3 separate regions of the Homo sapiens genome follow, and regions 2 and 3 are each linked to region 1. The links are chromatin contacts, found by Hi-C in ENCODE. All regions are on one chromosome and are shown on one strand. Each heading gives the region's core, a stretch centred on a gene start or an enhancer-like site at or near the end of the contact. The rest is flanking DNA. Distances are from core to core; before and after follow the strand shown.

What was found. Hi-C counts contacts between places; a loop is a spot of excess contacts on that map. Pooled maps may share reads with other maps.
Region 2: a loop to region 1 is called in a map of CD4-positive, alpha-beta T cell, with 5 times the contacts of the local background. The contact joins the promoter of FARS2 here to the promoter of SLC35B3 in region 1. A Hi-C loop is called at or near these places in 3 of 168 maps with a recorded cell type or tissue (CD4-positive, alpha-beta T cell and naive thymus-derived CD4-positive, alpha-beta T cell) and 7 of 50 pooled maps.
Region 3: a map of CD4-positive, alpha-beta T cell shows a loop between it and region 1 (7-fold over the local background). The contact joins the promoter of CDYL here to the promoter of SLC35B3 in region 1. A Hi-C loop is called at or near these places in 4 of 168 maps with a recorded cell type or tissue (CD4-positive, alpha-beta T cell, CD8-positive, alpha-beta T cell and naive thymus-derived CD4-positive, alpha-beta T cell) and 11 of 50 pooled maps.

Annotation. Positions count from the first base shown.
Region 1 is chr6:8,433,540-8,436,824 of GRCh38, reverse strand. It overlaps SLC35B3 (solute carrier family 35 member B3), which reads left to right and starts at 1,280. Exons shown (of 10, transcript NM_001370479.2): 1 at 1,280-1,482. LOC100506207 (a long non-coding RNA gene) reads right to left here and starts at 1,202. Exons shown (of 5, transcript NR_038980.1): 1 at 647-1,202. RefSeq lists enhancers at 883-972, 1,053-1,132, 1,073-1,242, 1,443-1,502, 999-1,540 and 1 more.
Region 2 is chr6:5,260,263-5,263,817 of GRCh38, reverse strand. FARS2 (phenylalanyl-tRNA synthetase 2, mitochondrial) reads right to left here and starts at 2,305. Exons shown (of 7, transcript NM_006567.5): 1 at 2,158-2,305. LYRM4 (LYR motif containing 4) reads left to right here and starts at 2,868. Exons shown (of 3, transcript NM_020408.6): 1 at 2,868-3,170. The coding sequence starts at 3,085. RefSeq lists silencers at 2,788-3,007, 3,068-3,377.
Region 3 is chr6:4,774,742-4,778,477 of GRCh38, reverse strand. CDYL (chromodomain Y like) reads right to left here and starts at 2,074. Exons shown (of 7, transcript NM_004824.4): 1 at 1,671-2,074. The coding sequence starts at 1,694. It overlaps CDYL-AS1 (CDYL antisense RNA 1), which reads left to right and starts at 3,052. Exons shown (of 2, transcript NR_183279.1): 1 at 3,052-3,206; 2 at 3,721-3,736. RefSeq lists silencers at 1,723-2,272, 2,293-2,922 and an enhancer at 2,730-3,383.

The sequences.
Region 1 (3,285 bases), core at 31-2,530:
CCCCTAATTTCTTCAGGACAGGGAGCTCATACGCATAGTTTACGATATGAGCTATACATATGCCCATTTAATAAATACTTGATAAATAACCACCATATAAATGGCTAACAGTAGTACTAAATTCACATTATACAGTGACGATATGGCATCACTGAAAGGTTTTGTCATTTACTATCTCTTTAGGAAATTTAAGTTCTCTAAGCCTTAATTCCAACATTCCTAAGTGTTGCTAACACCAGCCTAACAACGTTGGCAAGTATTAAACGAAAATGTCTACCCAGACCTTTTTTTCTCACCACCAAAGTAGGTGCCTTGCTTTCTTACAAACCCTCGATCCCAATACAAGACACAAATGCTACCCTTTCTGAAGAGTGCCTGTAAAATTTTAAAAGTTGTCCATAACTGACTGGATTCTAACATACATATTAATCCAATTCATCCCTTTCTGGTATTCAAGGCATGCTTTCAAAAATTGTCCATCTTCGTTACAGTAATATTTTCCTTAATTATTCTCTGAAAACAGCTCATCCCCAAACCGTCTTGGTTTTTACGTTATTACATCTCAGTGGTGATGGATGAGGCCCTAAACGCGGGGAAAACCTTTTACAAAAGTTTTGATGGCTGGTCCTCAAGCTTTGAGATTTACCTTCCAAGAATTAAGCAGCACTATCGAAACAATGCTGGCAACATTTTTATGAGGTTGCAAGGACCACGGTTGCTGCAGCTACAGGATGAGTTATAACGTCAGAAGCAACCCAAGCGTTACTTCAGGCCCATCTTCACCGGAGAAGCCCGTATGAATCAGGCAAAAACATAAAAACAGGTTCTGTGACTTTGCCGTATCTCATTTAGATCAAGTAGCACGCAGAAGGAAGACAAGGATTTTAAAATCTGGCTCCAACATTCTCCACTTGGTCGCGTTCTCAAATCTCAGCCCAGGGCCGCTGACGTAAAGTCGCCTCTCTCGTGGGCACCACGGGCTCGAGGGTAGCCGGCAGCTGAAACCCGAGGGGCTTCAGAGGCTTGGAGGCCAGGAGCAGGCAGAGCGCCGATGGGATAATGAGATTCTCCAGCAGATCGGCGCTCACCGACCTACTCCATTTCAGTGGGTAGAGGTAAAGGCTGAAAGGCGACCCTCGCACCGCCCGGCCCACCTAGGCAGTGCCGGCCTAGCGTCTCTACCCCATAGAGCATGCGCGGGAGGTAACGGCCCGCCCGCCACCGGCCACACAGGCCTGTCGGGAGGCGGGGCCACGCGTCTGCGCACGCGCGCAGGGACACATAGGCGGAAGTGGCCTGCGGGCGCCGGAGTTGAGAGTGCTTTCCGGGGAGGCGACCGCCGCGGTGGAAAGTGCAGGAGTGGGCGAGGAGGAGGAGGAAGAGGAGGTGATGGCGACGGACCAGGGGAGGGGGAGATGCTCCGTCTAGCTCAGACGCCACGCAGGCTGCCGTCACCCTTCCGGGTGACATACCGGCCTTGGGGTACGCGTGCCTTCGGGGCCTTTCCTGTGTTTGGGACCCAGATCTCCTCTCCTCCAGAAAACCTTGACACTGCCCATCTTCCTCATCCAGAAGGAGCGTTCGAGGAATGGATGAGGTCGGGATGGAAGAAACGGGTGATTCCCTTTTTTGAAAGAGCGGAAACCGGCCGGGCGGTTTCCAGGGAGGAGCATCTGTTCCTCCTCGCCCGTTTTTCGCCCTCGGGCTGGCGAGAACTCCCTCAGGTCCCAATCCGTGGACTCGCAGGGGTGAGGTGACCTCAAGGGGTCTTTTACGCTGTTCTCGGGGTCTCTGGAGAACTGTCAGTCACCTGGATACCTCTAGACTGTATTTACAGTTAACTGTTTCCTCGTTCCGTGTTTATTAAATAGGGGCACTCCAAGGTACTCTTTTCTCCATTTGGCTTGCAGTAGAATGTGATTGTTCTGGCTGGGCTATTAAGTTTATGGCATAAACTTCCACTAGAAGTTCTGCAAGTTTCCTCCAGTCTTTGCAACTGAATTATCTCTCCCGTCTTTTTATTATTTAAGGAATATTGAAAGTAAAAGATGGAATGATTTGGTGCGCTAACAAAATCTTAAGTGTTGAGTATCTGCATTTTTTCTACATTAGGATATCAGAAGCCTAGAATTGTTTTTTGATTAAACGTTTTTCTAAGTGAATTGAGATAGTTTGGAACTTGGAAGAGAGGCAGCATTTCAAAATAATTTAGACAGCGTTATTTTTACTTAATTACTTAATATATAAAGTCCTAGTGTTAACTTTTTCTCTTGGAAAAAAAAAAGAATAGTCTTCAAACATTAGCACAGGGTTTCTCCACCTTTGTGTAATGATGTGTGTACAAAGAAATGAGATGGAACTTTGTTTTTTCTGTTTTATAATCGTACACCATAGGCCATGATTGATTCCGGAGCGCAGTTAATCAAGGCATAATGGCATGGTAAGATTCTTTTATTTGTAACGTTGAGTGTGGCAAAGTATAGTTAAAATCACGTTTTTTCAGGTTAATGACACCGTAATGACTTTTTTTTCATATTCTACCTTTTTTTGGTGTGGGACTTTTGTCCTTCAGGTCGGAAAACTCAAAAATAAACTGAAATAATTGTGACTTCAATAGGTCATTGTAACTCAACATTATCACTAATTTTAATTTTTAAATATACATTGTATGCCGGAAATGCTACCTTTTTATTCCATTTTAGCAGTTGAAGTTGAATATCTGTGTTGAATTTAGGAAGAGGCCTCAGGCAATTATACACACCTGTGATTTTTAAAATATATATATATATATTTTAGTTTCACTGATTACTGTGAGCTTCAAAAGCAAAGCACAATGTTGATCATTTAGTCTGAAAACTAATTTTAATTCCATGCTTCATTTTTGCTCCTTGCATCACAAGGAGTTTGGCCCATTTTTTTTTTTAGATGATGGTTAGTATCAGTCATTAATGTTTGAAGTGGAAGGGATATGGCAGACATTCCCCAATGATCACAGTTATTAGGTATCAGAGGTCTTTATCAGTCACACTTTCTCACCAGTGATGTTCTTATTAATAAAACAGCATTCTAAATGCAAGGCTTTGGTGGGCAAGTTTTATGAGACTGATGCCTCAGGCAGAGGAAACAAATTTATTTTCATGTTCATTTCAAATGTTTTGTGGGGAGTTTCAGTAGCAATGTCGGTATTTTGGCATACATGTAGAAAAGACAGTGCTAGAGAGATTTCATTCTGCACATATGGCCTAGATCTGCAGCACATAAAGTTGCCAAGAAGTGTATTAGAAG
Region 2 (3,555 bases), core at 1,056-3,555, 3.2 Mb after region 1:
GATTAGAGAAATTTCTCTTCACAAAGCATTAAGTGGTCATTAACAACCCTAATTTTAATAGAAGGTAACACATGATCTTCCATAAAGAACTACAGGTAGTCGATAACTTTTGATAAATGAATACTAAAGAAATTTTTACGTTTTGATGCCTAAATGGTACCTCCTGTTTTACAGATACTCTCTAAGAAAAATTTCAACCCAGAATAGAATGACTATTAAAGGACGTATGTGTAAGGTCCATTCTTCAGCTTCTGGCCCAAATCTACTTACAATCTCAAATCGAGTTATTTTTTTTAAGTCATCTCCGCAATGAAGATGTGCAAAAGTGAGATGTAGCTACGGAATGATTATTTTCTTTTAGCCTCTCCAGGCAATGATGTCCAACACATTGGTAAACCATTTTAAATAAAATAATAAGGTATTTTTATGAAGACTTGGCTCAGAATTAACTGGGAAGCCTATCACTTTCCTAACTGCAACCATTGCTCGTACTAACAGAGGACTAAGCTACCCAAACTATTTAAACTATACATATTTATTTGGAAAAGTTTTATTTGATTACAACAAAGTTGAGTAATTTAGATACATTAATTATGTACGTTAATGATTAAATTCCTTGATAATTAGGTAGAAACAATTGTATATAGTAATTATTCCAACTTTACTCTCAAAAGCAAAATATAATAAAATAATGTAATCTTTGCTATTTTTAAAAAAGCCAAAATAATCTTCAAGTTTTTCCTTTTCACTCTGATAGCATTCTCTATCAGTAACTTGCATTAATGTTGTAGCTTTGAGGTGCCGCATATCATTTCATATCACTGGCACACAATAGTGTATCAAGAGAAATCAGCTCTGAATCTTACTCTATAACAATGTGCAATTGCCTTGGTCTTGGATCCTTTAAGAAATAGCAAAGGGAAAACTCAAAAAAGTCCTTTCAATAAAGCAGAGGCTAGATTTGCTCAATGACCTGACCAACCAGGAAGTAATAGAAGTTTTGCTATCCTGTTTAAAAAATAATAATAAACAATAACAGACATGAGATTTTCAAGAAATCAGGGAGGAGACTTAAAGATATCTTAATAAAAGTATTTTCTCTTCAGTGCCTTTTAAAAAATGTCATTGCATCAGGATTAGTAAGAATATCTGGATGCAAGGACACCAGGTTGCAAGTACACTAAAGAATGGTAAGGTCAGAGAAGTGTTTTTTCTGCCTTTAAAGTTCCTGAAAATAGAGGCTGGGCGTGATGACTCACACCTGTAATCCCAGCATTTTGGGAGGCCGAGGCGGGCGGATTGCCTGAGGTCAGGAGTTCGAGACCAGCCTGACCAACATGGTGAAACCCTGTCTCTACTAAAAATACAAAAATTAGCTGGGCGAGGTAGCGCGCGCCTGTAATCCCAGCCACTCAGGAGGCTGAGGCAGGAGAATGGCTTGAACCTGGGAGGCATAGGTTGCAGTGAGCCCGAGATCCCGCCACTGCACTCCAGCCTGGGCGACAGAGCGAGACTCCATCTCAAAAAAAAGAAAAGGAAACAGAAAAGTTCCTGAAAATATAAAGTTGTTTAGACATACAGCAGGTATATCGTTTCAAAACCAAATACACTAAAGCAGATGAGAACACAACCGTGACCAAGTGGTTCGGAGAAAGATGGATTTTAATGCAAAGTTGTTTTGTTTTCACGCATAACGTACTTCTCGCTGTGCTTGAGTGCAGAAAGGTGTGGTTCTTCCTAAGGTTGATTACATAAAGCAAGATTCCAAAAACAAGAAAAGTGCTTTGCAAACACAGTAACTAGGACTGGCTGAAGCTTCCTGCGTCCAGTGCCATGCTCAAAGATCAGAACAAGCAACTTTATCCACCACTTTAATAAGATGATTCAAAAAAGCTGCAGTCTTCTGAAGAAAGCCATGGTTGAAAACTTGCTCCGCTTCTTGGAGAAAGCCTAAAGCCCTAAAGGTCTCTAATTATTCTCCAAAGTCTACAACCCAAGCTGCATTTTATGCATTTATTAGGTTACAAAACCACGGGAACTCTTCACTCAAAAGCAAAAACACATCCGGAAAGAGGAAAAAATCCACGGCCAATGTAAACCCCCTACAACACCAACCGCCCACGTCGTACCCCAGGCTGCAATGAGGCCGGCACTCACCCACCGCTCGCCCGGGAAGCCCAGACCCAGGTGTTTCAAAATCAGAAGTACGGCAGGCTCGTTCGCTCTCACGGGCAAGAATCTTAAACCCCAACTTCAGAGATACCCGCGCACGCTGGGCGCTGCCATTTTGACAGAAAGCGGGCCTGCCCCAGAGGCCCCTACGCAGGTCGCCCTGAGCAGAGCCGGAGTGCCACAGAACCCCTAGCTCATCACCTCCACACCCAGACGTCGCATCCCCCGGCCTGAGGAATGCCAAGAAACCCCACCCTGCCGACCAGGATCAGGCGAAATCAAGTCACCCTTGAAATCCCGCAAACTCTCTCAGGCAGCGCCGAGGGCGACCGCAGCCGGCGTGGGAGGGGCATCGGCGGTCAGGGGCGGGGCGTCGGTGCGGCGGCCTTCGGTAACCCGGGCAACGCGGCCTCCTGGATGTAGGAAGGGGCGCTGCCCCCGAAACACAAATGTCTCCGCCAAGACCCCAGACGGTTCCCAAAGGCTCTCCGTGATGCAACTGCACGTCCCTCGAATGCCTGGGCCTCCGATATCCGTCCGCCAGGAGCTTGGCTGGATGCACGGGCGGCCAGTCCTCTTATTTCCCCGCCCTCCCGCCGCGTGGAGCGGCTGCTGGGTCCCGAGCCTCCGGGCGGGGGCGGGATCGGGGCGGGGCGGAGGCATCTCCCTCCCAGCACCGCCCCCTTAGCTGCCCCGAGCCCTGCCTGCGCCCGCCCCCGAAGCGGCGCGGGACGCCTGGCGCCGTCCGCGATCCGCAGGGCTGCCCGCTTAGGCTTAGGCCCGGCCCGCTGGCAAAGCCGAGCCGCAGCATTTTATTTCGTTCGTGGTTTCCGCACAGGCTGGAGTTTCGTGGGTTGGGTCGTACTTGGGACCTCGGCGAAGAGGACCCGTTTATTTTTTTTTCTTTCCAAAATGGCAGCCTCCAGTCGCGCACAAGTGTTATCTCTGTACCGGGCGATGCTGAGAGAGAGCAAGCGTTTCAGCGCCTACAATTACAGGTGACCCAGCGGGCACCGGGGGCCGGGGGCGGGGGGCCAGGGGCCGGGGACCGGGGGTGCGGGCTGACGCGGAATATCCCCGGGGACTGGGAGCCACCGTGGTTTGCCGGCGGCTGCGAGGCAAGGACCGGGCTCCGCCATCGAAAAGCGTGCTCCTGCCTACAGGTGTGGCCTCTGAGACCTCGGGGAGGAGCCTTTCTTTCTACCAGGGGAGACGTTCATGTCTTGTGACGTTTTCCCCCTAAAGGCTATCTTGGTAGTTATTCTAGGAGCATGATTAGTGTTATGTTTCTGCAGAAGAGAAAAAAGGGATGGAAATCAGTCATTTGTGAAGTTAAGGCCAGTGTGTTGCATATGTAAAACTTCCCTTGAGCACTGGAAGAGT
Region 3 (3,736 bases), core at 825-3,324, 3.7 Mb after region 1:
TTAATAACTTCTGTTAGGAACAGAAACCTGAAGATATAGAATAAGCACAGAAGGAACTAAACTTAGTTCATAATATACTAATGGGAAATGTGCTGTCTTCAGAATCATTCTTACACACATAGGATACAACTTACGTATAAGGTGCTACTCTCATCCACTGATGGAACTGATTATGTAATCATACTCATAAAAGCAAATGCCAAGAGTGAACACTCATGACTAAACAACCAAAGAATGATCTAATGTAGAAACTAAAATCCCCCATACCCTCATGCTATGTACTTCCCCCTGTACAGACTTCACCTGGAAGACCTCAACCTCAAACATCCTAGCCTCCATTTCTGTGTCTTCCAGACACACAACACTTTCCTTCCTAGAAGGAAAGCTCCTGAGAACAGGGAGATTTTTCTTCTTTTACATCCCCAAATGACCTAAAATAGTATCCTGAATACAGCGGGGCACAGCTAATGTGTAAAATGGTTGAAAAGAATGGAACATTTTCAGTACCAGCTAAGGTATACTGACCACATACAATGTAAGGAGAAGCAACAACCTTACCCTTAATTCTACAGATGGCAGCTTCCTCCTGAGAACTTCTGCAAACACTTGCTCTTAAAAAGCAACAAAAAAGTTGCTAGAAGACTAACATCGCAGACAACAAAGCTCTATTCTATGCCAACAGCAATAATACGCCCATAAGAGAAGACAACTGAAAGGATCCCTGGGGCCACAGGGCTCTACTTGTTACAGATGCTTCCTTAAGTCCCTCAACACCCAGGTCCCTAAACGCATCATAAAGGTGAGTCTAGAGAGTCTTCGCAAGTTTTAAGTCTCTTAGGAACTTATTTATAAATACATGTGAAACAAGAGAATCATTTATCCAGAAGAACAGAAAGCCTTCCAAACTTCTGTACTCCCAGGAAGTCTACTTTGAAATACGTCAAAAGAAGTTACATGGAGACATACAAAACATGTCTAAAGATCCAAATTGGTAACTCTCAAACTTGAAGCTGGTTTAAACCCATCGACCAGAACTTACAGTTCTGGCTATGCCCTTCTCATTTGCAACGCTGCGGCGCAAATGAATGACGGTGTATCAGCGTTAAATTTAAATTTCCTGGCTCTGGCCACAATGCTAACCTAATTAAAGCATGTGGTCAACGTTTAGCATTTTCGGTGCGAGATTTTGCATCGCTTTGGCGAACAGCAAAGTCGAAAGCGTTTGCACCGGTCTTCTCCCCGCCACCCCCCGACCAGGGGCAAAACCCTCTCCCAAATGCTTTATCAAATGATCCAGAAACCCCCCCACACCCCACCCCCCGTACCGCCCACGGTCCCCGCCGAGCGGCAACGGAGGCACCACTTCCACGACCCACGCCAAGAGCACTTTGAGCTCAGTCCGAGCAAGTCACTTGTGTCAGCACCACTTCCCCACGGCTGGGACCCCCCCCCCCACCCCACGCCCGGCAACTTCAGGACCCCCCGGCCGGGGCCCCTCGGAACGGAGGCTCGGGCTCCCCTCACACACATTTCCCGTCCAGCAAACTGCGGCCGCGGCGGGGGAGGGGACGCGGCGGGCGCGGGCGGCGAGCGGGGCCGTCGGGCGGCGCGGCCGGGCCGGGAGGGGCGGCGGGCGGGGGGCGGCCCGAGGCCGGGGGGAGGGGAGGTACCTCGTACAGCTCCTCGGAAGCCATGGTGGGCGGCGGAGTTGCGGGCGGGAGGGGCAGGGTCGGGGCGGGCGCCGGCGCCGGGCGGCCGACACTTTGTTTCAGTTGGGTCCTGCGTGGCCTGCGCTTCCTGCTCCCGCGGCCGGCCGGGCGCTGGGCACGGACGAGCCTCTTGCACTCCGCGGCCAGTGCGGGCCGGCGGCGCGGCGGGGTTGTGCGCAGGAGCAGCTACGCAACGCGCCCTGGGCGCCCCGCGCTCACTCCCCGGCGGGCCGGCTCGCGCTCGGGCTCATCGCGCCCCGCCGCGGGGCCGGGCGGGCTGGGGCGGGCGCGGCGGCGTGCGGGCGGCGCGGCCGGATCGCGGCTCCCCTCTCCGGTGTAGTGCAGAAAGCTTCCTACTTGCGACCAAAAAACCTGCCCCGGCTACTGAGCATGCCCAGTGCGGCCGCCCGGCCCTGCGGAGCCGCGCTCCCGCGCTCCGGGTTTTCGGGCCGCCCGCGCGGGAGGGGCGGGGCGGCGGCGGGGCGGGGCAGCCGAGGGGAGCAGTGGGCTCCGCTCGGGGCCGAGGCGGGCGGCCGGCGGGGCCGGGAGCGAGCCGGCAGGAAGGGGAGGAGCGGGGCAGTCGGGGGCGGGGCCGCGAGCGCGGGGGGCGGGGTGGTGGGCGGGGCTCCGACTTCCCCAGTCCCGCTTGCGGGGTCGGCCTGGCCCGCGGCACCGCCCCCCAGCCCGCCTCGACGTGGGCGCTTGCGGCCCGGCCCAGGGCAGGCGGGACCTGGACCTCGAGGTTCGAGGCGCAGCGCGGTTGTGCACACCAGGACGGGCAGCGACGGACCCGAGATGGGGCAGGGAACCATGCGAGCGAGCCGGCCCGCGTCTGGAGCCCACCGCCCCGACGGCAGCGGCCGCGCCGTCTACCGCGCGCCTCCCTCCAGGAGGAGCCCAAGAGGCGGCCTCCGTGCGCCCGCCCGTCCGGGGCCGGGCCAGCCCGCGAAGGGCCGGCGGCGTGGCCAGGTGGAGCACCCACCCCACCCCATGCCCGCCCCACCGGCCGCCGCCAAGACCCGGAGCCCGGGCCGCGCGCCCCGCGGGGTGGCCCGGCGAGCTCCGGCTGGCACGCTGGCTCCGCGGCAGGCCGGGGGTGGGATCCGGGGGGCGGGAGCCGGGCGCGGCGGAGGGCGGCGCGAGGGCGCGGCTGCCTCCGCTCTGCCCGCAGCTCCCCCCACGCCAGGCCTCTGGGTTCCTCTCGGAGCGTCCGCCTCCTCCGAAGCGCAGCTGGGAAGGGACCGAGTCTGGATTCCAGGGAGGTCCGGGTTCTAATCGAACGAGGCTGTCAATGGTGGTTCCTTTCGCGGAACGGTGTGGACTACACGACAGGCCCTCGCTCAGAACAGCGAGGGCTGGCCCGCGCTCCACTTCCCAGGGAAGATCTACTGCCAGGGCACACCTGCCGGGCCCTGGACGTGCCCCATCGGTGGCGAAAGAAGGGGCTTCCTGACCCAACTCCCCCAGACAGCCGCCAACTCCGATCACTCTGGCCGAGTATGCGGAACTTCCCCACGGGGCACTGCAGAGGCATTAGTTCACCCTCTCCCCCAGGCCCTGCATCGGGAAGCCCTCGCCAGTTCCTCCATGTCTCCCCGGGCATCCTTCGGGCCGCCTCACTCCTCCGTGCTCCATCTCGCTCCAGTTCCTAACCTACCTTGGAGCCACAAGGCTCCTCCCACCAGTTTTCTTCCTAAAGCCCTATTCGTTTGTGCCCCCCAACAGCGTTTCAACAACCACGGGGCGTCTCACAGACCCCGCGGTTTCCTGTCCTCCCCACGCCCAGGAACAAGCACCACGCCAACCCTTAAGTCACTGCGAGTCGAATCGCCGTTCCCCTTAAGCGGTGCTTCTACCTGCGGTCCCCACCGTTTGAAACAAACTCCCAGCTCAGGGATCACCTTAAAAGGATAGCCTTCCTGACTTCCAGGGCCAAATCGGTAACTCCCTCTTCAAGCGCTGCCTAAGCACTCACGCGTGCTCACTGCAGCACTCGTCTCTGTATTTTAAGGTTTGTCTACTCTTCA